Linked DNA regions of Mus musculus: region 2 is linked to region 1. Evidence: chromatin loops called from intact Hi-C (ENCODE). Cell type or tissue: heart. All regions are shown on one strand. Each heading gives the region's core, and the rest is flanking DNA. Links, peaks and the distances in the headings are about the cores only.

What was found. Hi-C counts contacts between places; a loop is a spot of excess contacts. Peaks named below come from ENCODE experiments on the same cell type or tissue, not always from the same donor. Only the 100,000 strongest peaks of a DNase experiment are listed, where the experiment ranks them.
Region 2: a loop joins it to region 1, with 1.8 times the contacts of the local background. A loop is called at or near these places in 5 of 42 quality-filtered maps.

What each region holds. Positions count from the first base shown.
Region 1 is chr9:116,227,057-116,238,430 of GRCm38, forward strand. No RefSeq gene overlaps it. Among named protein-coding and RNA genes, the nearest start is that of Gm4668, 44 kb to the left of the region's middle. In heart, for the core only: no CTCF peak of the experiment used is centred there; DNase peaks (open chromatin) are centred at 5,095 and 5,545.
Region 2 is chr9:116,318,755-116,330,128 of GRCm38, forward strand. D730003K21Rik (a long non-coding RNA gene) reads left to right here and starts at 8,569. Exons shown (of 4, transcript XR_871324.2): 1 at 8,569-8,891; 2 at 10,427-10,584. In heart, for the core only: no CTCF peak of the experiment used is centred there; DNase peaks (open chromatin) are centred at 5,417 and 5,727; H3K27ac peaks cover 1,079 bases.

The DNA.
Region 1 (11,374 bases), core at 2,659-7,658:
AAAATGAGAGAAATCCAATTTGAAATAAAAGTTAAAGCTTCTCCTGAGATATCAGGAGAAGGGGGAGCCAATGAAGGATTTTGAGAAGTGCATCCTGGGAGATGTGGGGCCAGCAGAGGTGTCATCATCTCTAAGGGAAAGCAAGCCCATGAAGGAGCGGGCTGAGCTGCATTCGATGATGTGTTAATGACCTTCAAGACTTTCAACTTTAGTTTAGAGCAGAAGGATTATTAAATAGCAATGGCTATTCCCAGGGCTAGGGTTCACCGTGCACATAGATCATTGCACACACTTCTCTCTTCTGATATGAGGAGCATGAGCGATTTTTGTCTACTGCCTACTACAATGTGTGAGGGGAAATTTCCATCCATTATTACAAATGAGGAAAGCCTGTGGTAGGGGCTTGGCTATAGCTCAGTGGACTGAGTGCTTGTGGACAAGCATGGGGGGCTTTGGTTTGATCCCCAGAACCTACACACAAAAGGTCACACTTAGGGCCACATTTATAATGCCACTGCTGGTTAGGCAGAGGCAGACAATCTCTGGGACTCATTAGGCAGCTAATCTCGCCAGGCTACTTGTTGTGTTTCAGGTCAAGGAGAGAGCCTGTCTTGTGTATCATTTGGTGTCGTTTACAAAAGCCAAGCTGCCAGTTAAACACGGTTTTCTAACTCTGGTGATTGTCTGAGAAGATGTACAGTAGGCTACACTGTTCACTGTTCCTCAAAGCCTTCTTCTATGTTTTGTTCCAGAGTTCTTAGGCTAGTAGGAAAATCTGTCCTTTGCTAGGAAAGGGGGAAGGGAAAGTCTCTGTCCTTGGTTTGGCTTCGTTTCTCCAGCCTTACTCGACTGCATATCTTAGAGCTTCGGAACAGAATGTCAAGGGTCAGTGTCTGCTACTTGACCTGAGGGAAACAGCAGATAAGTGCATGTATGAGCTTGTATATGCGTGTGAGTGTGTCTGTGTGCACGCGTGCATTTTCCATAGATGGAAATCACGACAGCTAATAATTTGCTGCACCCTCATCATGTTTTGCCCCTACATAAACACCAGGGCTGCCATGCCTGAGTGTCATACAGGAATCATCAGGCTCTGGGCTTGCGGAAGCTTCGATGGCATGGGTGTCATTTTAGATATCTCAAGCAGCACCGTTAGGAGAGAGAGAGACAGAGATAGAGACAGACAGAGACAGAGACAGACAGAGATGAAGAGAGAGAGAGCAAACATTTAGCAAGCCATGGGAAGTTTCTATCCAGGGTTCTCTCTAGCCTGTGAGAATCAGCTGCCTCCTGAAGCTAATGCAGCGTCCGGAGCTCAGAGCTGGGTATCTATCTCGAGGGTGCTTCAATCACAGAGGTTGCCATAAAACGAAACTTTTCTCTTTTTTCCTTTCCTTTCTTCTTCTTTTTCTTGACATTTAACTCTGCAGTCTACGGCACTGGCTCTCCCAATCCTCCTCTCTCCGAGCTCCTCTCCTCTTGACTCCTACTCCATACGCATGTGTGAACGGCCCTGTTCCAGATGCCATCCGTTCACAGGACTTGTGTCTTCCCGTGAAGATTTATTTGTTAGTTTATTCCGGGAAGTGCCTCTGCCACGGAGGTGCTGAGAGCACACATCCTCTCTGGCTAGTCATCCCAGGTTCCTGTGGCCATTGTTTGCTGGAGAGGTGTTGAAATCTCTATTGGAAACAGTCAGTAAAAGGAGTCTATGGCAAAGTCTCCCTTTGGACAGCAGCGATAAGGAAACACATGTCCCTACACCAACCAGAAAAACAAATCTCTCCCTGACCCTCTCTCTCCTTCCCTTCTCCAAGTGCCTACACAACAATTGTGTAAGGAAACGTTTTAAAGTAAAAGTGCACTGAGTTCAGGTGTCTCAGCCCTTGACTTGGGGATGCCAGCTCTGAAATGGTACCTCCTTGGAACTTGACAACAACACAAATGATGCTTCAGTTTCAAACATTTTCCTCCTCTTAAAAACGCCGTAGGGGCCGGAGAGGTGACCCAGGGGGCAAAGCATCTGCTGCACAAGCCTGGGAACCTGAATTCCGGTCCCCACGTCCATATGAAGGCTGGGCAGTGCTGTGTGCATCTGTGACTCCACTGTTCGAGAGTACAGACAGGCAGAACCCAAAGTCCTGCTGGTCGTTGCGTTTATTATACATAGATACCATGAAAGTAATGTTAATGGTGGATTAAAATATTGCTATCAAATAGATCTCGAGGAAAATCTTTTCCACTATCATTATTCTGATCTTTTGGTGATAATGTTAACTTCAGACACAGGCAAAATTTACCAGGCTGTCTGCGGAGGAAGGTGAAGGGGGGACGACGACGACTCATAAGCAGTTATTGCTTCATCCATCTTCTCCGATTCAGTCACTGGGGACTTAACAATAGAAACAATATTGATTCATCATATTTGCTGAAGCCCACCCAGAAGAAATCCTCTCCCACCCATGATATTTCTGAGAGAAATGCTGGCTCGGGGTATTGCTTCTTCCAAAGGTGATCTGGCAGAAAGCAATATACTGCCTGGAATTCACAGCATCTCTCTGTTTGTGAAAACAAACAAAAATTCATTTCTGCTCCACCCCCCCCACTCTTCTCCGTCTCCTTTCTCTGGATTTATCTCACAGAAATCAATTTCTCATCTCTTCCCCACTCGATTTCATGAGTGCAGAGGGGACGCTCAGCAAGGCAGGGTGGAGTTTGGAAAGCTCGCTCAGAGCACCCTGCCTCCTGTGCAAGCCTGGGAGGATTTAATTAAACTCACTACAGTGCTGACTTCAGGCAGATGAGCCCCCTCACAATTCAATCTCTTTACTCCTCACCTAGTTCTGTTCTCCCACTTTTCCATAACAGGTATTTAATATTCATGAAGTGAAGCACATAGAAATTAAAACAAAGGAACAAAAACACGAGCCAATTTTGTGGGCAAGCGGGATGGCTCAGCAGGTAGAGGTGCTGTGTGCAAGCCCAGAGGCCACCTGAGTTCCATCCAGATCTCAGAAGGTGGCAGGGAGAATTGACTCCAGAGTTGTCCTCTGACCCCCAGAGTGCGTCATGGCAAGCATGCTTTTATACATACATACACACACACACACATACACACACACACTCATATACACACTCATAATTTTTTTAAATAAAGTTTAGTGATTTCAATATTTTAGCCAAATCCCCTTTTCACACAATAAATGGCTATTCTGCTTTCAAGCAATATCACTATGTATTCCAACAATATTTTATTTGCCTTTTTTTTTTTTAAGTCAGAAGTTCATGTGGCCCAGGCCTTGAACTTCATGCTCCTGCCTCAGCCTCCTGGCTGCTGTGGTTATAGATGCACGTGCCACAGGGTCTCCACTTCACCATCAAGGAAACAAAACCCGGAGATTCTAACCAGTTGGTTTCAGGGCTACAGGAAAAGGCGACACAATCCAACCTCGATTGAACCGAAAGGCTCTGCTTTCGGATACCTTCTGTGGAGGTGGTAATACTGCTATTTGAACTTAGATCTCTCCAATCAAATTCTACCTTAACCACATTTCCTCCCTCTTTTATTTGTCTAAAAACCACCCCTACTTTGACTATCATGGTATCTTTCGAAAGAAAACAAATACATGATTTTTTATCCCTCTTCTCAATTCTGGGCAAAGGCTAAGGATGGTTTCCTGGCACTTGAGGCTCTTTTCACTCTTTCTGAAAACCCCTTTCTTCTTTTGTCTTGTAGCTGCTTGTTACCCTGTGTTGCAAGGAGTGTGGCTTTCTCTCTTCTCCAGGCAGCTGCCAATATTTAGAGCTTGCCTGCACAGTTCTCCCACCCCCTCCCATCTTAAACTCTAATGAAATTGTCCCCAAGCTTCAGATAAACAAGACAAAACACTCGATGTACAATCCTAAGCCATAGGAAGATGAAAGGAGGAATCCGACTCCCAAAGACGGGGTGGGGGCGGGACAGAGAGAGACAGAGACAGAGAAAGACAGAGACAAGAGAGACAGAGACAGAGACAAGAGAGACAGAGACAGACAGACAGACAGACAGACAGGGGCGGGTAAGGGAGAGAGAGTCAGACAGACAAAAAGACAGACAGAGACACAAACACCAAGACACACACATAGAGAAATAGCTCACACCTTTCAGAAGAGATGATTTTTAAATGCTGTTCAGTTCCGACTAACATTCTAAGATTTTGTAGGCAGAGCTGAAAACCCTTATTTTCACTGGGCAGCATTAATGACCACAAGCCCTGCCTAAGCGAGAAATATTTTCACTGCTTTGGAGAGTCGAAGCCTTTCCCTACCAATGCTTAGGTGGCTTAGTGTTTCCTCTTCTCACACCCCTGCTTTCTCGGTCTTAAGCTTCTATTTATTTTCATTTAGTTTAGGAGGAGACACAGGATTACTCCTCTTTCGTGGGGTTCCAGAACTGATGTCAAGTTTAATTGAAGGCTGGGGGAACTGATCTGATGGCAGAAAATATGAATTGGTCTGGCTGCCAAGGAGCAAATTATAAAGCTGGCCATGGGCTTCGAAAGCCATCCCAGGTTTCAATTTCGGAAAGCAGGATTTAGGAATAACGAATAACTGAAATCAATGTCTGAGGCTCAAGAGGGGAGAATGGAGCCTTACCTGCTCTGCGTCCATCCTATGAACTTCCCTACCAACTCCAGCCCCAATTTCAAGCAGAATTAGTCAGAGAATGGGACATTCAGGAGACCGTGGAATTGTCAAAGCTGGCAGAACCAAACACGAGTCACCCTGTGGAGAAGTCTGGGGAAGCCATGTTGGGGTGCAGATAGATAAGCAAATCTGTCCCACACCGTCTCACATCGGGGCTCTGGGTCCTAAGATTCAGAGGGTTTTATTATTGTTATAATTGTTGATTTTGTGACCCAGAGCCAAAATAAGTAAGTACACCAAATATCCAGCTTTGCATTTAAGGCATTTTGGTGTCTGCACTGTGTTAAAGGAAAATGCTCCCCCCACCCCACCCCCGTTGCTATGTATATTGGCAAATATCCTATCCAAAGAATTGTGCTCCAAGAACTCTGGAAACACCTGCCAGTAGAAAGCTTGGGAGCCTTGTTTAAACAAGCATGCCTGCCAACTTTCCAGGGCTGTTGGTTTTGTGGAGTGAATAACTTGGATTATTTCAATATCTACTTGGTGGATAACAGGATCACGGCCATGGCGATGAGACCAGGCACCAAACGGCCTGCGATTGGGTGGATCTTTCCGCTCTAGCTTTAAGAAAACATTGTCTTCTGAATCTAGCATGAAGAAAAAAGAAAAACCCAAACAACAACAACAATAACAATGTAAGCACGAGGCAGTGCTAATCCCACCGGCCCCTCCATATGCCTGGGCTTTGGAGAAGTCTTGGCTTTGAACTCACAGACACTGGTAGTTTCTTTTCCAGTTGCTGTGGTGAAGCGATCTGAGAAAAGCAGCTCAAGGGAGAAAGGGTTGGTTTTAGTTCCGGGCGAGAGTCTGTCACTGTGGGAAAGTGAAGGGGGCGGGGACTGGAAATAGCCAATCAGATCGTATCCACACTCAGGAAGCCGAGACAAAGGAACACACGTGGCCACTGCTCAGCTCACTGTGTCCATTTATACAGTCCAGGACCTCCTTCCCTAGAAAATGGTCCTGCCTGCCATAAAGATGGATAGTCCTGTGCCAATTAGCATAATCAAGCTGAAGCGCCACAAGCATGTCTAGAGACTTACTTCCTATTGGTTCCAGGTTCTATCAAGTTGAAGTTAAGACTAGCCAACCATCACATATGGTTTCTAAGAAACACAGAGAATCCAAAGCTCCAGTCTCTACTGCATGCACAGGTGGTAAAATGTGTCCTTCAGACCAATGGTTCTTAACTTGTGGGTCACAACCCCTTTAAGGAGTTGAATGACCATTTTAGAAAGGTCACCTACGACCATCTGGAAACACGGATACTTACATTCAGAACAGAGGTAAAATTACAGTTATGAATTAGCAACAAAAATAATTTTATGGTTGGGGGTCACCACAACCAGAGGGACTGTATTAAAGGGTTGAAGCATTAGAAAGGTTGAACCACTCTCTGCTTTAGGCTATCAGGGCCACATAGATTCTATTTGAAGTATGTTGCATAACAGAGAATCAGGCATCCCACTTGGCCACCATCACACTTTCCAGTTTGATTGTAAGTTTGAGTGCTGACACTATTGCACAAAGGAATGAAGAGCTCATTGATCATTGTCCAATAGGCAAGGTGCTCTCTCGGTGTAGTGAGTAAAGACTATGGATATATAAGCCATCATGGCCAGCCATAAAAAATGCATGCTCCAGAAAGTGGGACTCGGTGGCTTTTGTTTGCTTCTCAGCAGCTCATGTGAAGTTATTTGAAGTAAGGGAGTTGCGGTGGGAGGGATGGCACATCTCTGCTTGCAGAGCATAAGGTGTTCACTCTGAGCTTGCTGGGCTCTGTGGCTGAGTATGGTATGGTGTGTTTCTCTGGGCAGAAACCATGATGTTATACCCAAAGTGTCTCCACCTGGAGGTACTGCCTGCTAGACGGGCTTGGGAGGAGTCACATGGGACAGCTGCTTCTGAGTTCATTCTTCCTCCAAGCTGGGGGAGCCCTGAGATTCACTTCTTACTCTCTGTTTCTCGGTCTCCCCATCTCATAGCATGAGAGTTAGGACTCTGGTGATGGCTCAGATGGTAAAGTGTTTGCTGGAGAAATATGAGGATTGGAGGTTTAATCACCACAACCTGTGTAGAGGTGTCATGTGCTTGTAATGGCATTCCTGAAGAGATGGAAAAGTGAATGTGGCTCCGAATTAGCCTAGCTTCTGACCTACTTATGGAGACTCTGTATAAAAACAATAATGGAGATGGTCCTGATGAACAATACTCAAGGCTGTCCTCTGGACTCCAGAAATATGCATGACTATGTACATGCACACACACACTCATGCACACATATGCACACACACACACACACACACACACACACCATCTGTCCACTAGTTCAGTGGATACTAAATTTTGGGATTCTTAAAGCTATACTAGAGATTTCACAAATACAACATGTTAGAATACGCCCAAATTTTAAAAGAAATAAAGCAAGAACCATCTGTCAGGTCCTACAATTAATGAGTGCATTGAAGAATTATGCAAAGAACACACAAAAACTCATATGCTCTGTCCCACAACTCTACGCGCACATGCAGATAGCACGCATATAATGAACTTTTCTACACTACTCTGGTATGTGAACTCTGCTCTTCTAGAAATGTGTTTACCCCCCTGGGAGGAATGTCTCCGCCCGCCCAAGGAATGCAGTGGGCAAGAGGTTTCCTCTCCCCTCCTTAGCAATGCAGCTTAGCATGTTTGAGGGCATTATGCAAACAATCCCCATGCAGCCACTTCTGATTCCTGAGCACATCTGGCGATAGTGATATAAAATATTCGGTATGACTTTCATGGTTTCTCTGTCCCTATTTTGAACTCTGTATGTTGAGCCATCCAAATAAAAGCTCCACAGAAAGCCAGTTAAGGGTCCTTCTGCAGTGTTACCTTAGTACCCTGTTTCTGGTGGATCTTGTTTGATTTCAGCTTCTTGCCACCAGTCACTGGCAGACACACACACGTACATGCACACATACACACCATACCACATACACACACCACACCACACACACATACATACACACACAAACAATGCATACATACACACACATATACACATACATACACACACACACATTACACACAAACATATATATATGTATATATATATATACATAAATACACACATATATGCATATACACATATAACACACACACACACATACACAACCCCCCACATAATCTGATGCAGTAGAATAGAGATGGGTAGTCTAGGAAATTCCAGTAAATCCAACCCCAGTTGAGTCTGCAGCTCTGTGGAGATGGAATATTCTAGAAGCCCAGGATTCTAGGCAGCACCTCTATTTTGACACATATAGATATCAGTAGGACAAACACTGTTTTACCGAGTCAGGCCGCCTATGTCAGCTGAAATAAATTGCTGTTGCTATCACAGCTGACTACTCTTGGCAGGGAACACAGCTACCAGTTAATGCAAATAGAGACACACAAGAAAAGCAAGGGGGAAGATAGCCTTCTCAAGGTGAATGCTACCATCTCAATTCTTTTTCTCGAGAATATAAAACACTAAGGTCAAGTTGTGATTGCAGTATTGCTTCCTGAATGTTAGGGTTGGTGTTCAGGTACCCCGGCCCGTGTAAACTTCAAATAAGCATCTGTCATTTGATAAATCATTCAAGGTTACATCAGAGAAACACAATCAGTGAGGTCCGTCTTCCTGTCTGTCTATCTTTTTTATTACCATGACAAAACACCATGACCAAGGCAACTTATAGAAGAAAGAATTTATTTGGGCCTTACAGTTTCAGATGGTCTGATGAGTTCATGACCATCAGGGCAGGGAGCACGGCAACCATCAGGCAGGCATGGCATACGAGCAATGAGTGAGAACTTACATCTTTATCTGTACGAAGGAGGCAGAGAATGCTAACTGGGTATTGTGTCACACCTCACCCCCCAGTGATAATCTTCCTCCAAGACCATGCCTTCTGAGGTGTGCACACCTCAGACCATCTAGTCCTTCCCAAACAGTTCCACCAGCTGGGGACTAATCATACAAATATATGAGCCCCCACCTATATTCTTACCTAACATTATATTATGTGGGCCATTCCCATTCAAATTGCCACACTATCTCCCCTGCATCACCTATCTATATATTAATCTTAATTTCATTTCTCATTTGTTATTCATATTATCTATCTATCTAACCTATTATAATATCAATCTATCTTCTGTCTCATCTATCATCTGTTATCTATATCAACTTTCTAATTGTTGGGGATTGGTTCTAAAGCTTTGAATTAATCCAGCCCCCAAAGTTGGGAATCTGTGTGTCCAAATGCTGAAGGTCCTTGTCCCCAGTTGATTTTTGATCAATCAATAAAGACTCAACGGTCAGTGGCTGGACAGGCAGTCTGAGGTGAGACCTTTAGATTTGCATGGGCTAGGGACTAGGAGGAAGGAAGCAGAGATCGCCATGATGGGGAAGAAAGACCAGATCTAAAGTCCCGCCAACATGTGAGAAGCAGGGAAAGTGATCCACACAGGCCACTTCCCCAATTGTATTTTGGGGTAACAGAGATGAAATATAGATTTTTAAAAGGTGTTAACTCAGGATTACCAGGGGGGTGTTTGCTAGCAGTGGGAAGGATTGGAAACACCCAGGCATTAAGCTAGTCAAGGCATATTAAAGTTAGCTGGTGTGTGCATGTGTGTGTCTTTCATTCACAAATCCAGATAGCTCTTGGGTGTGTGTGTGTGTGCATGCAACCTGTCAGTTTAGCTAAACTAATCAGAACATCTAACCTAGTATCTACTTCATCTATCATCTTTTGTCCACCTTTATCATCTATCATTTGTCTATATGTTTTATCATCTATTTTTCCTGCTAACTAGCTATAAATTGATCAATCATCTGTTTATCTATCTAACTATCTCTATAGCTCCATCTGTCTGTCTACACAGGACCTGGCTTGGCAAGCCTGTGTGCACACCTCAGACCATCAGGAAGAAACATTTGGGAACTAAAGGCAGAAACCATTGTCTTCCTTGTCAAGGAAATGTTATTTCTATTATTAAGGTCTTTCCATTGACAAACCATATCTAACCAAATGAGAGAAGAATATCTCCTTTGTTAACAGATTGCACTAATTGGAGCTTCAAAATACCTTCACAGTAGCTCTTAGAATACCATTTAATGGCTTTGCTGGGCACAAGAGCTGAAGTGATATCTTGATTACTAACTTGATTGTCTCTAGGGTCAAATGAGGACATGCCTCTGGGCAGGGCATGTCCAGGAGAGATAAACTGAGAGGAGATAAACTCTGGAGTGGGTGGTGGCACTTTCTGGTAACCCACAGTGTAGGTGGTGGCACTTGCTGGTGGCCTAGACACAATGTGGTATGGAGACAAAGCAGAGTAGCCTACCTGCCCTCACTCCTTGATGGTGATGTCTATCCTGCTGTGGCTGCCACTGCCAACCTTTACTGAGATGAGATCCAAGATTCTTCATCCTTTCAATGTGAACTGAAGCTCAGTAGCTGTTGGGGAATCTTCCAGGCCTTTGGCACCGAATTGAGATTCCTGGGAATCCCAAACTTGCTGACGAAGCAGCTCCCAAGTTCTCAGCATCTTGAGCACATAGACAGCCATTGCTGGACCACCCAGATCCTGTCGTGTAAGCCAACTGAATAAGTGCCTTAGGAATACTGTATTCATCTGGAGAAACTTGACATGTCACAGTAACCTTGCCAAAATGACACAGATTGATTGTGGCATTTGAGCTTTTAACAAGCTACATTTGTTACCCATATTCTTTTTTGGAAAATCTTATGCATATGTTTGTGTGCCTATAAGAGCTTATGTGCACCACATCTATGCAATAGTCCACAGAGGCCAGAAGAAGGCATCAGATCCCCTGGAGGTAGAGTAACAGGTGATCGTGTGTTGCCATGTAGGTGCTGGGTACTGAACACAGGTCCTCTGCGAGAGCAGTAAGCACCCTTAAGCTCTGAGCCATCTCCCTAGCCCCCACCTTAATTCTTATTTAACGTTACTGTTATTTTTTTAAGACAAGATTACCTCATACTCACAGTAATCCTCCTGCCTTAGCCTCCTAAATGCTGAGACTACAGGCATGAGTTAAGATTCTCCAGAGGAACCTTTAAATTAAACCAGCTCACTTCTCTAATGTTGCTGTCTTCCTATGTAATGATAGCCATGAAATTACTGGTTTGATATGCAAATTGATATGTGCGTTATAAAAATGAAATTAATTATAGCCACTGGGAGTGCTTGTCTACACTGCTGTAAGTCATTCCTGCACACACACTCAGGAATACTAGACTATCTCATCAAATAACTGCCAGAGAGCTGGGTTGAAGAATTTGCTACAAGAACTATAAAGAAAGAAGCAATTTTAGTGACCAAGGAGAAAGATCCGAGATGGGAGATGCACCCAGGCTTAGAAAAACCCAGAAGATATTTTCTGTTAGAGGTTCCTGGAACTTGGCTTGGAACGGCTCTAATATTTTTTTGACGCATGGCTCCTGCCGCTTGGGTTATAACTTTCTAAAAGAATCTGCTGTAAAGAACTTGAAATAGTTGAGTTCATCAAGCCAAAGAGATGGAAGATGAGACAGACACGATCTTTGCCCTTAGTCCTCATGGTCTGCCAGTGTGGAGAAGCAGCAGAAGATGGGACCAGTGTGGCGTGCTCCAAGAGAGGCTTCGA
Region 2 (11,374 bases), core at 2,669-7,668, 92 kb after region 1:
AAATCCTCCCCTTACAGAAGAGGTCATGAATAGGGCATCTCCAAGTAGTTCCTGAGTGTCAGCTAGTAATGGGAGTAATGTGCAATTTTATGTGTTTTCAAAAGAAGTTCCTAATAGGAAACTAGAATCATTTCTCAGCATAACATAGTATGAGGTCTGCTTAAAATGATTCATGAAGAATGGGGTTTAGCATCTGTTTTACACCATGTTTCCAGTATCTAGGCAAGCACATAGGTAGGAAAGTGACTGATAGTAGGAATTTTATAAAACCTCAAGGCTAGGGTCTAAAAGGATGGCTCAGTGGCCAAGAGCTTATACTGCTCTTTTGGACAATCTAAGCTCAGTTTCCAGCACCCACATGAAGAGGCTCAGAACCTCCTATAGTCCTTGCTCTAGGGGATCTAATGTCTTGTTCTGGCCTCTGAAAGGCACTGTTTTCACATGCACAAGCCCTTAGTGAAGTACACACATACGCATTGTAAGATGGGTTCAAGAGATGATCCCATAGCTAAGAGGACCCAAGCTCCACTCTCAGCTGCCATGTAACTCACAACTCTCTGTAGCTCAAGTTCTAGGGAATGCAGTAACCTCTTCTTGTCTTCCTTGAGCACCAGTCACAGAAAGTGACATATACATTTGAGCAAAACATTCACCCACATAGAGTAAATTAAAACAATTTTTTTTCTTAAATAAATCCTTACTGATGACTAAGAGAAACTACAGATAATTGGAATGCATGACTCTGCAAGAAAAGAAGAGAATATTCTTGCTAGGATGCAGCCAAGATTCTGACTTCCTATTCACTAGGGGCAGCTATAGTTATAAATGAGTCTTAGCCTTCTGGGTGTGTTTGTCATTTGAGTTGCCTTGGGAACGAAGACAAAGTAGCACAGGTGCAGACATAGGCATGGGACAGCCCCGTGTCTGAAGGAAGGATGACTAAGCATTAGCTCCTGGGGAAGGGTGAGAGAGCAGAGCACCAACAGACAATGCAGAGTTCCAATAATATCCAATGATATTGATCGCTAAGTCATGGCTCTGAAATGTTCATTTGACCTCATGTGTCCCTGCACATCCTAGATCTATTTCCCTGTGTTACAGGGAACACAGTGACCTTGCTCCATGGAAGTACTGTGTTATTTCCCCCATATCAGTATCAACCCTCTATGTCTGGGAGCTGGCAAGGTATATAATCAAATGCAATTGTTGCTACTGTATCATAATAAATGCTGGGAAGCTTAGCTTAGTCTTTAATTCACTTAAAGTGAACCTGTTTCTATCTGGGTTATTCTCCAGAGTGTTGGGACCTCTAGAGACCCAGATCCAGTCTTAGACTTTCTCCAGATTCCATGCTTTGGATCCAGCCTGGATTTGGGTTGGCTGGACGGTCTTCCCCATGGGTGTAACAACTGTTTATGATGCCATGTAGCGGTGGAGGGGATAGCTCAGTGGGTAAAGTGCTTGTCGTGCAAGCATGAAGACTCATGTTCAGATCCCTGGCAACTGCATAAAGACTCACGCATGGTAGCACATAGCAACTGAAGCACCAGAAGCAAGCAGACCCCAGGGGTTTGCTGCCCAGCCATCTCAACAGAGCCTCTGCCTTAAAAAGTTATAGCAGAGCCTGATTGAGGAATTGAGGAAGACACTTACTATTGATAGGTATAGTATACACATACACACTGCCTAACAGAAACTGAATGGAGCTCAGTTGTTCGAACACTTGTCTCACAGGTACACGACCTTGAGTCTGATACCTACTACAACAAAAGAAAGAAAGATAAAAAAGCCACAAAACCAAAGAATTCTTCTTGACATGCCTTGGTTTTATCTACAGCAGTGATATTCATCACTATAGTAACCACTTATAGTAATAGAATTAAACACTTAAGACATGGAGGCTTTGGGAAGTGTAAAGTAGGCACTTCAGGGCCAAATAGTTCCTTTTTTTAGGGCTGAGCACCCAGCTAAGATGTGAACAACCAGCACCCAAAATCCAAGCATTACATTCAAGAGGAAGCAGGGCTTCTAATTCAGTAAAGGGAGACTCAGTGTTTCGTGCCTCAGGGCTTGTTGGTGGGATGAAAGGACCATTCTGGAGGCCAGCCCATGCAATGCAAGCCCTGGCTGGTGGCCTGAGATCTCAGCGAGCCCTACATGCTCTCACAGGTCCAAGCTCTGAGACCGACAGAGCCAAGAGGAGGATGACCTTTGGCCTTCACACACCTCCCTCTGCATAGCCCTTGTCGGAGCTCTGCAGTATGTGCTGAATGGAGAGGGAGATGGATCACAGGAATTCAGCCTCTGCTTGAGACCGGATCATGCCCCTTGTTACAGGCTATGCCTGCCAGGGGATAGAGAGAGCTCTGGTCACCCCCATAGACCAGATCATCCAAATGCCCTCCAAATCCAGAGGTCCTCCTAGTTCGTCCTAGGCCACAGCTTCAGATACCGAGCAAAAGGGCCCTCTGGGTTGCAAATCTACACTTTCCAGGCACACGTCCCAGACAGTCTCACGTATCTCCTTCCCATTCCTCTCCTTTCTCTCTGGCTCCAGAAAACTCTGCAACCCTAGGAAAGTCCTGCCGAGTCTTAGGCTTCCAACCAGCCAGAGGGCACGTCCCCTTCTAAATTGACTCCTGGGTCTGACCTGGCACAGTGTGGAGAACTTCCACCTCGTGAGCGACATCAAGTGTGGTGACCTCCCGTCATGGGAGTGACATCAAGGTCAGCATAGAGAAGGACATCAAGGGATGTTGCTGCCATTGTACAGAGTAAACGTGAGCTCTCTTCCTGTAAGCAAAGACATTTTGATGTTATGATTATGATGTTAACTTTAAAAACAACACAAAGACTCAGATGTGATGCTACCTATCAATACAATCCAAGGATTTCCTCTGTAGTCAGCTAATAAAAGCATGATTTCATCAAATGTTAAGGAAGTGGGCCAAGAAGGAAGCTGAGGCCAATGTAGACCTCCCAGAAGCCCTGGGAAATCAGGGATATTTTCAATGGCTATTTTTAACAGCACACTATTTTTATCTGTAGTATACAATGGGATTCTATATTTTTATGATTTCACTTATCCAGTCTCACTAGCGTTTCCTGTGATCTTATTCCTACGTCTGCTAGCAGAAGTTGTTGGAAGAACAAGAGTCCACCCCTCACACTTAGGATCATTCTTACTGCCTACCCAGAGTTAGTCTGATCGAAGTCCTGCTAGAGGTAGAACCTATACAGGCTCTTTGTCAAACAGCGGGGGATGTTTTCTGTATGAGTCAACCATCCCAATCATGGGTATGCAATCACAGGAAGTTAATAACATATAGAAGATAAACCTGAGATGCACGTGATAGTGTTGGCTTATTCACAATAACCAAGATATGGAAATCAGCTGAGGTGCGCATGTTCAGATGAATGGAAAGAGGAAATTGAGATGCACACCATGGAATATTTATTATTCACCATGAACAAGAACAGAATTCTGCTATCTGCAGCTGAACGATGGGACCCAAAGGACACGAGGGGCAGAAAGGCAAGAAATATATGTCATTTCTTAGTCATGGAAACCAAGAGGGAAAAAAAATATCTTGAAAGTAAGATCTCCTTTACTAGGGAAGGTCTGGGGAGGTGAGTGCAGAAGGATCCTAGACACATCAGCATGTCCCCGTACACATATGTGCTAATTGGCACCATCAGAGTGTTCCATATATATTTGTGCTAACTGCCTTTTTCCAGGAACTCAAAATTGAGGCTTTGCCTGGTGTTTTTGCTGGTTTTATGTCAATTTGACACAACCTAACGTCATCTGGGAATAAGGAGTCTCAATTGAGTAAATGTCTCCTACAGGGAGGCCTGTGAGAGAGTTGTGGTACATTCCTTTGATTGAAAATTGACGTGGGAGGGCCTAGCCTATGTTGGCCGTGGTATCCCCAATCCCTGGTGGTCCTGGCTTGTATAAAAAGGCAGGCTGTGCAAGCCATGGCGAGCAAACCAGTAAGCAGCGCTCTTCTGTGGCCTCCCTTCAGTTCCTGCCACAGATTCCTACCTTGAGTTCCTGCTCTGATTTTCCAGGATGATAGACTGACTACAAGTCCTACTATGAAATAAATCCTTTCATCCCCAAGTCACTTTTGGTCATGGAGTTTTATCACAGCGAAAGAAAAGTAGCTAATGTAGGGCTAATGTTGGTCGGATGCAGCTTGTATTCTAATGCTAATTAATGGTTCCTCAAGATGTGGTTGTCTCTGAGGAGGAGTAGATCCTTACATACTCAGTGATGCCATGTGAACCTCCTCTATTTAACTGACCGATAAAGTGCTAGAGCCTGTGACTGGGCAGTGGAGGGAGAAAGGTGGGACTGGAGAGGGTTGCAGGAGGAAGAAAGGAAGACACCATGGACCAGAACCATGTAGCCAGAAGAAAAAGCAAGTAGGAAGGGACTCTATATCAGGGAAATCAGTTAATATAGCCCTGGATCTGCCCACTCTAGGCACATGGTTTGTAAATAAAATACCTGGATGATGTGTCTTTTATATGGGCTTATTAGGATCATAAATTTCTACTACAAATCTAGACAATAGAATTCTGCACTGAGGATGAAGCAGGCATGTGGTGAGCTAGTGCCAGGCTGCCTGTCTCCCTCGAAGCTAGGGGTGTTACAGCTGCTCAAGGTAGGCAGAATGCAGTCCAAGATAGGGCTCTCCTGATATCATTCTCTGTGAAATCAAAACAGATACATTCTGAGGCTCCCTGGTCTAGCCTGAACAAAAGGTCTGCAGGGCTCTGATCTGGCCAGAACAGCCAACGTGTTGCCACTCTCTGAAGAGAATCCCATGCTGGGGAGGTAGCCAGGGTTTCTCCCACTACCATAGCAGCGCCAATGCCAGCATCAGCAGTGGTGGCAAGCGGTGGTGGTCAGCATTGAGCAGCCAGAAGCCACAGCCGCAAGCCCCAGGGGCACGAGCCCATGCTTGGTGGATCCGAGGTGCAGCAATGAATTCTTCGGAAGAGAAAACTCTTTCCCAGAGTGTTGCAGCTCAATAAGACAGTCTCTCTCTCAGACGATTCTTGGTGAAATAACTCGTGTACTTCATTGCATGTAGGTTAGGACCTTCTAAACACTTTAGGAGTACATCCAGGGGTAGGCGTTTCCCATTGTCTCAGTCTGAGATGTTAGAGATGTTCTATCTGTATGGGGAAGGACTTCAGGGGTTCTCCCTGCATGACTGATTGCCATGGCTCTCTCAGTGGGGTGTCATAGTTACATGTTCCAGAACAAGTAAAGCTTGGCAGGGAGCTGGCCCCACTCCTGCTGTCCTGAGATTCCCCAGGGTCTGAGCCTGCTCAACTTTACCAGTGCTTCTGTCTGGTGCTACGGTCCACTTGTCCCACAAGCTGGGATTGCAGCAGATCACGCAGGACTAGTAAGTCGGAGAAGTGAGTCCCAGGCTAGCCAGAGTTATATGGTAAGACCTCCCTTCCCCCCAAATAAATATCCTTTGAGAAGTACCAGAAAGGTATGTGGCCACCACAAAGCAGGCCTGCTACTGAATGCTACAGCTCTACCTGGTAAGAGCTTTACAGATGACGCCTTCGGGAACTGTTGGGTGCAGAACACAGAACGTGCATTTATGAGCCTGGGGGATGTGTCTGCTTTCCAGCTGCTGTGAACAGTCAGACTTGCCTTGTGAAATGGCACCCAGAATGCTTAGCGTTGTTCCACTGGGACCTATGGTCCCCAGAGAGGGCTATTCTGGGAGAGAATGCAGAGCAGGGGTAGGGGAGTGGCACAGGGCTGAAGTGTTGCTTGATGCTGTGTGATCCCTGGTGCCCTATTCCTGTAAGTTCCTTGGCATGTCACCTAGTCCCTAGTAAACAAGACCTCCCAACATGTGACCCAAGAGTGAATGAACAAACAGCTATTCCCCAAACAAAAGGAAATGCCTAACGATCCACTATCTTCCTCTACAGAGTTCTTAACACAGTAGGCCACAAACCCTGCCTGCTTGTCCTAGCTATTAGCAATAGGATGTCTGACCTTTCACAGGGTACAGAGTGGGAAGCATGAGACTTTCAGTTCACCCTCAGTCATAGCCACTTGCAAACTGGGTACCAGCGGATTCACATAGAACAGAGGTGTCTGTGTGTGCTGGTGGGAGGGGAGGTCTGGGTATGACCTCTGTTTATATTTTCTTTTCCCATGTAGCTTTTAAAACTTTAAAGTATGTGCTTTGAATGAGATATTTAATAAACTAATAATATTAATTCCCATTTCTGCCTCCAGGGATATTAACCTGAGATTATTTCCAACCAGAAACAAATGTTTATTGTACTATGTTGGGATTAAAGCCATAGCAGCTATTCTGTCTTCTTGTGTGTTTCCATATATAGACCATAGAACATTGCCCATGGGAGGGGGGGGGGGGGAGAGCATGTTAACGTCATCACACTCACGGGCCTGAGAGCGTGATAGGCATGTGGGCAAGCTGTAGCTCTTAGCTCATTTTCAAGACAGATCTATTGCATTTTTAGGGAATACTCCATTCTGTTTCTTGGTTCAGATATAGCTTCCTTAGACCACAGGGAGGCGAACATTTTCTAGAAAGGTCTATAGTAGATGTTATATGATATGGAAAAACTGGTTTGTTTCTTCTGTGACACCTCAGCCATGCTAACTGTGGTCTCCACAGATAATATACAAAGGAGGATAGTGACCGTGTGCTAACACAGCTGCATGTGTGAACATTGCTTTCTTGAACTACATATAACCCATATGAACTATTACAAAATAAAAATAATACGATAAGCATTCTTTCTTTATCTTTACATGTTTGTTTCCTTTTCCATTCACCCCCCCCCCCAACTTTTATTTCTGACCATTTTATGTATGGGTAAAACGTACTATGATCACATGTACCTGCCCATGACCCTCTCCCTTAACTATCCCATACTTGCCCCGTGTCCTTGTATGTATGCAGGGCATGAGTGTGTGTTCACAGTGGCACTTGTCACACCATGTCCAGAGCACAGTGCTTCATGCACCCCCACCCTCGTCCGGGTCTCACAATCTTCTCCTGTCCTCATTCAAAGCATTTGACCAGTTACAAGTCTCTGTATTCACCACTGTCCACTATAAAAGAGAAGCTTCTTTGGCCAAGCTGTGGGTAGCAATAGTCTGTAGATATAAATATAAGTTCTTAGGAGACGGTGTAGCTATATGTCTATTTTTTTTAAACAAAATATCTACCTTTCCCCCTAAGGCTTATGACCTTCCAAGCCAAAGTTTGTTTTCAGCTTGTGGGTCTGTTTGCTTGAGACAAAATTCTACTATGCATTGCATGATAGCCTTGAACTTACTCTAGCTCAGGATGGCCTCAAAATTAGAGTAGTCCTCAGCCTCACAGAGTGTTGGCATGCCAGGTGTGTATCATGATGCTTAGAGACAGATTTCTTTCTAACCAGTTATAGATGTAAAATTATTCTTAGTTTGTGGATCAAATCAACCAACAAACGAACAAATCAACAAACCAAGCAAACAGTCGGTAAAACTAAAAACAGGTGGCAGGCGAGGTGCTGGGTTATCAACAGTAGGCTGGCTACCACCCCAAACGTCTTCAATGCCACTGGTAAGTTCCATACATGAGCTTGCTTCACTTTCACTATTGTGGCACACACACACACACACACACACACACACACACACACACACAAAACATATACCTTGACTAAAAAAATGTATGTCAACAATGAGATCCATGGATATGGCTGCTGGGTGATATGTTGTTTGCCTAACTCTGTGTATAAAGATAAATATGCATATATACCCTTGCAAGTACTCATAAATACTCATACACCTAGACATAGAACATAAACATATATTCCTTGAAACAATTCAGGATTCTAGACATTTCCAACTGTTGCTTTCACACATTTAGAAGGGTTACTTAGCACTGTCCCCATTTTCTGGTTCTATAACTGTGTTTTCATGACTTGATCTTATCAAATCCCAACACCCCCATCTTCCCTCATCCAACCATGTGGTTAGTCACCAGGTCAAGCCCAGTTCCTTGAACATTAGTGGATTTCCACCTAGAGTCAGGATGACAATGAGTGGGTTTGGCTGTAGGTACATGGAGTATGGTAACGTAAGGATCCATGAGTCACTGAAGAATGATACCCCAGACTCAAATAGTACGTAAACGGAGAGTGTTTTACTTTGCAGAAGTCCAGCATGCTGGGGTCTCTCCAATGCCAAGATAGAGAGACAACCAAGTGAGCTTGCAGGCCTGATTTAAAGCACATTAGGTAATTCTGGGATAGGTGACTTCTATGTTAATCTGTTGGGTCTATCTCTATGGACATTCCATTACTGGGGTGTAGGAGCTGTGAACCTGCTGGGAAGATCTAGAAACTGTTGCTGAGGAAGTCTGGAAACTGCTGCTGACCCATTGTCCTTGCCTCACGATAGGTGGCAGGGCAGCTTCTGAGGCCTGGACTTGCCTGGACTTGCCCAGTTCTTAGAAACAGAGATTTAGGCCTAGTCTCCTTAACTGCCAATGTGAAGCCTGTCATGGAATCAGCCTAGCTTCCATAGGCCTTCTCAGTACCTATCAGAGCGATTTGGAATTTCATGGTTCCAGGAAGTAGCTAAGTAAGTTCTGTATTCAGCTCTTGTTCTAACTGGCATAGAGTCCAAAGTGAGCAGGAGTATTAATCAAGGAGGAAGAGCCCGTGTAAATGTGGAAAAACTCCAGGATTGTGGCTTGGAGGTCACAAAAGTAAGTTGGAACTTCCAGGAACCTCTGCCTGATGCTTCCAACTTCAAACACACCACCGACTTGCAGGGAACGCTGGCACAGTTGATTATTTTCTAATGGACATCTACCCAGGTGAGGAGCTGGGGAACCTGAAGGAAGAGACCTGGTGAGGGACACAGAACTGTATGCTTGGCTTCTGCCCTCTGTCACAGGGAGACAGACATCAGCAGTTCCTGTGTGACCCACAGCAGCTGAGTAATGCGCTCTGAAATGTCCTATCTCAGTTGGTAAAGTGCTTGCAAACCCCTGGGTTCCAAGCTCTGCAAGGCACAAAGTGGGTATGGTATCGTATGCCAGCTATCACAGCACTTGTCAGGCAGAGGCAGGAGGACCAGGAGTTCAAGGTTTTCTATCTATTGCTATCTAGTGGGTTGGAGGCCAGTCTGAGCCACGTAAGATGCTACATACGAACAAACAAACAAATGGCAAATAGCTAATGTGGGCCTTCCATACCCTACCTTGTAGATTCTTTCTGCCCTGAGACTATGAAGAGATAGAATCCTGGTCCTCAGATGTCTCCCCTAGCTAAGTCAGCACAGAAAATGGACTATGTAAACTCCCTTTCCTGTAGAGCTGGTCTGAAGTAATCCGAGATGGTTTTTGTAAGACTTGGTAAAGTTCCTTCACCCTCTTTCCAGTACTGTCCTGGGGAGAGGGGGAGTCGGCCTTTATCCTTGGGAGATTGCACAGATTTAGAAACTGATCTTACACGGAGGACAAGAGAACAGCCTAAGAAGTCACCTCTTCTCTGCCTGGGGGTTTTCTCCCTCCTGCGGGGTGCTCAGAGGGCTTCTCCTGGAAGCCCTAGGACCAGCAGGCCTGGCTTCCTGCCTTTCTCTAACCAGGGTGGCAGGGGGCCTGCATCTGCCTCCCAGCAGCCTTCCTGTGTTGACAGCACCCTTTGTTCTTCCTTTCTCCCTAGGGAAGATGTTGGCTTGTCTGTTCTGGGCAACAGATTTGGGAAAAAACACACTTTTGTCTTTTAAAGGAATTTATCATTGTTCTTCTGAAGACTCAAAAGAAAAGTCACCTTACACTGATTTCAAAAGCAACAACAACAACAAAAACCAATTGAACACCCCCTCGCCCCCTTCAAAAACAACAGGAAGGCATGATTCAGGCCATGCATTTTAAAATTACTAAATCCACAAAAATGTGAATGTGTGTGTGTGTGTGTGTGTGTGTGTGATAACAATAATGAACAGGCAAAAGAAAATTGCAATGTTTCTCAATCTCTCCATTTTCTGACATACATGTCACCATCAGATTCTTTTTTTAAAAAAGTCTCTTAATTATGTGCATGTGTGTGCGTGTATGGCTTTTGCACATGTGCAGGTGCCAGTGGAGACAAGAAAGTGTCCAGTTTTCCTGAAGCTGGAGTTAGAGGCAGCTGTGAGTCTCCTGATGTTGGTGATAGGAACTGAACTCTAGTCCTTGGCAAGAGAAAAGAAACCCCTAGCCCCGAGCCATGCCATCTCTCTAGCCCTAGATTGCTTTCTTGGTCCTTTTATGCCAGCGACTTCAGAAAGTCTTGCTGTATATTCTTAAAAGGCCGTCTGGAAATTTGTAGAGTTGGGTAATAAACTTTACTGTGTACTTTACTACAGCCTGAACCCCAGAATAATCTTTACTCCATGGAGTGTGTATGTGTGTAAAGGGTCCCAGAGGCAAGATGGAGCCTACGACAACTTCCTGAGAACGAAGTTTTGAAAGCACATACTTGCACTTCCACGAAAATTTGTCACCAACACAGAGCCTTTGTCAGGTGGGTTCCTTTTATTCATGACAGGAAGGGGACTTCCCCTCAGTAATACAGTCATCTGTGGTTGCACATACCTCTCCCTGTCTTCCGGGTTCTTTTCTAGAGAGTCACAGGGAGGGTACGGTTATTAAGACCCTTCACTGATTATATATAGCATTGTTATGTTTTCTTTCAAAACTTCCACTATGTAGTGAGGTTTTTAACTGTAAGGTTGTATGTCTGTACCTGAGCAGGTTTTGTGTGTAGTGTCTTAGTGTCCATAATGATATTTTGTTGGGGCTAGAGAGATGGTCAGATCCATTTGGTCCCTGGTCATGTGGGGCTGTCACCTATCTTCTGTAACTCCAACTCCAGGGAATCCAATGTCTTTTTCTGGCATGTGTGTGTGTACAATTAAAAATAAAACAAAATTAATTTTGACCAAAAGTAATGATACTATCTGAAAATATTGGCTGATCTCAATGTTAAGTAAGCATTTACAAAACTATTTATCATGCAAAAGTACTTGTGTCTAATTTGGAATTAGAAATGAGTCATTAGAAAATTTCTGGAATTAGCTGGTAAGAGAAATCTGGAATTAACAACAATAACAACAAGATGAAGTATTCAAAGTAGGGACAGCCATAATGTATCTGAGCACCTGAGAGATACAGAGAATGCCTTCTCCAGGTTGTAGAATTGGAGAAAACTCTCCAGGTGAGTGAGTGGGTTGGGCTGTGGACCCATGAAAAGTGATAGGAGTGTAGACACCACTTCAAAGGCGCTTCACTCATGTTGGCCACCCCAAGGGCTT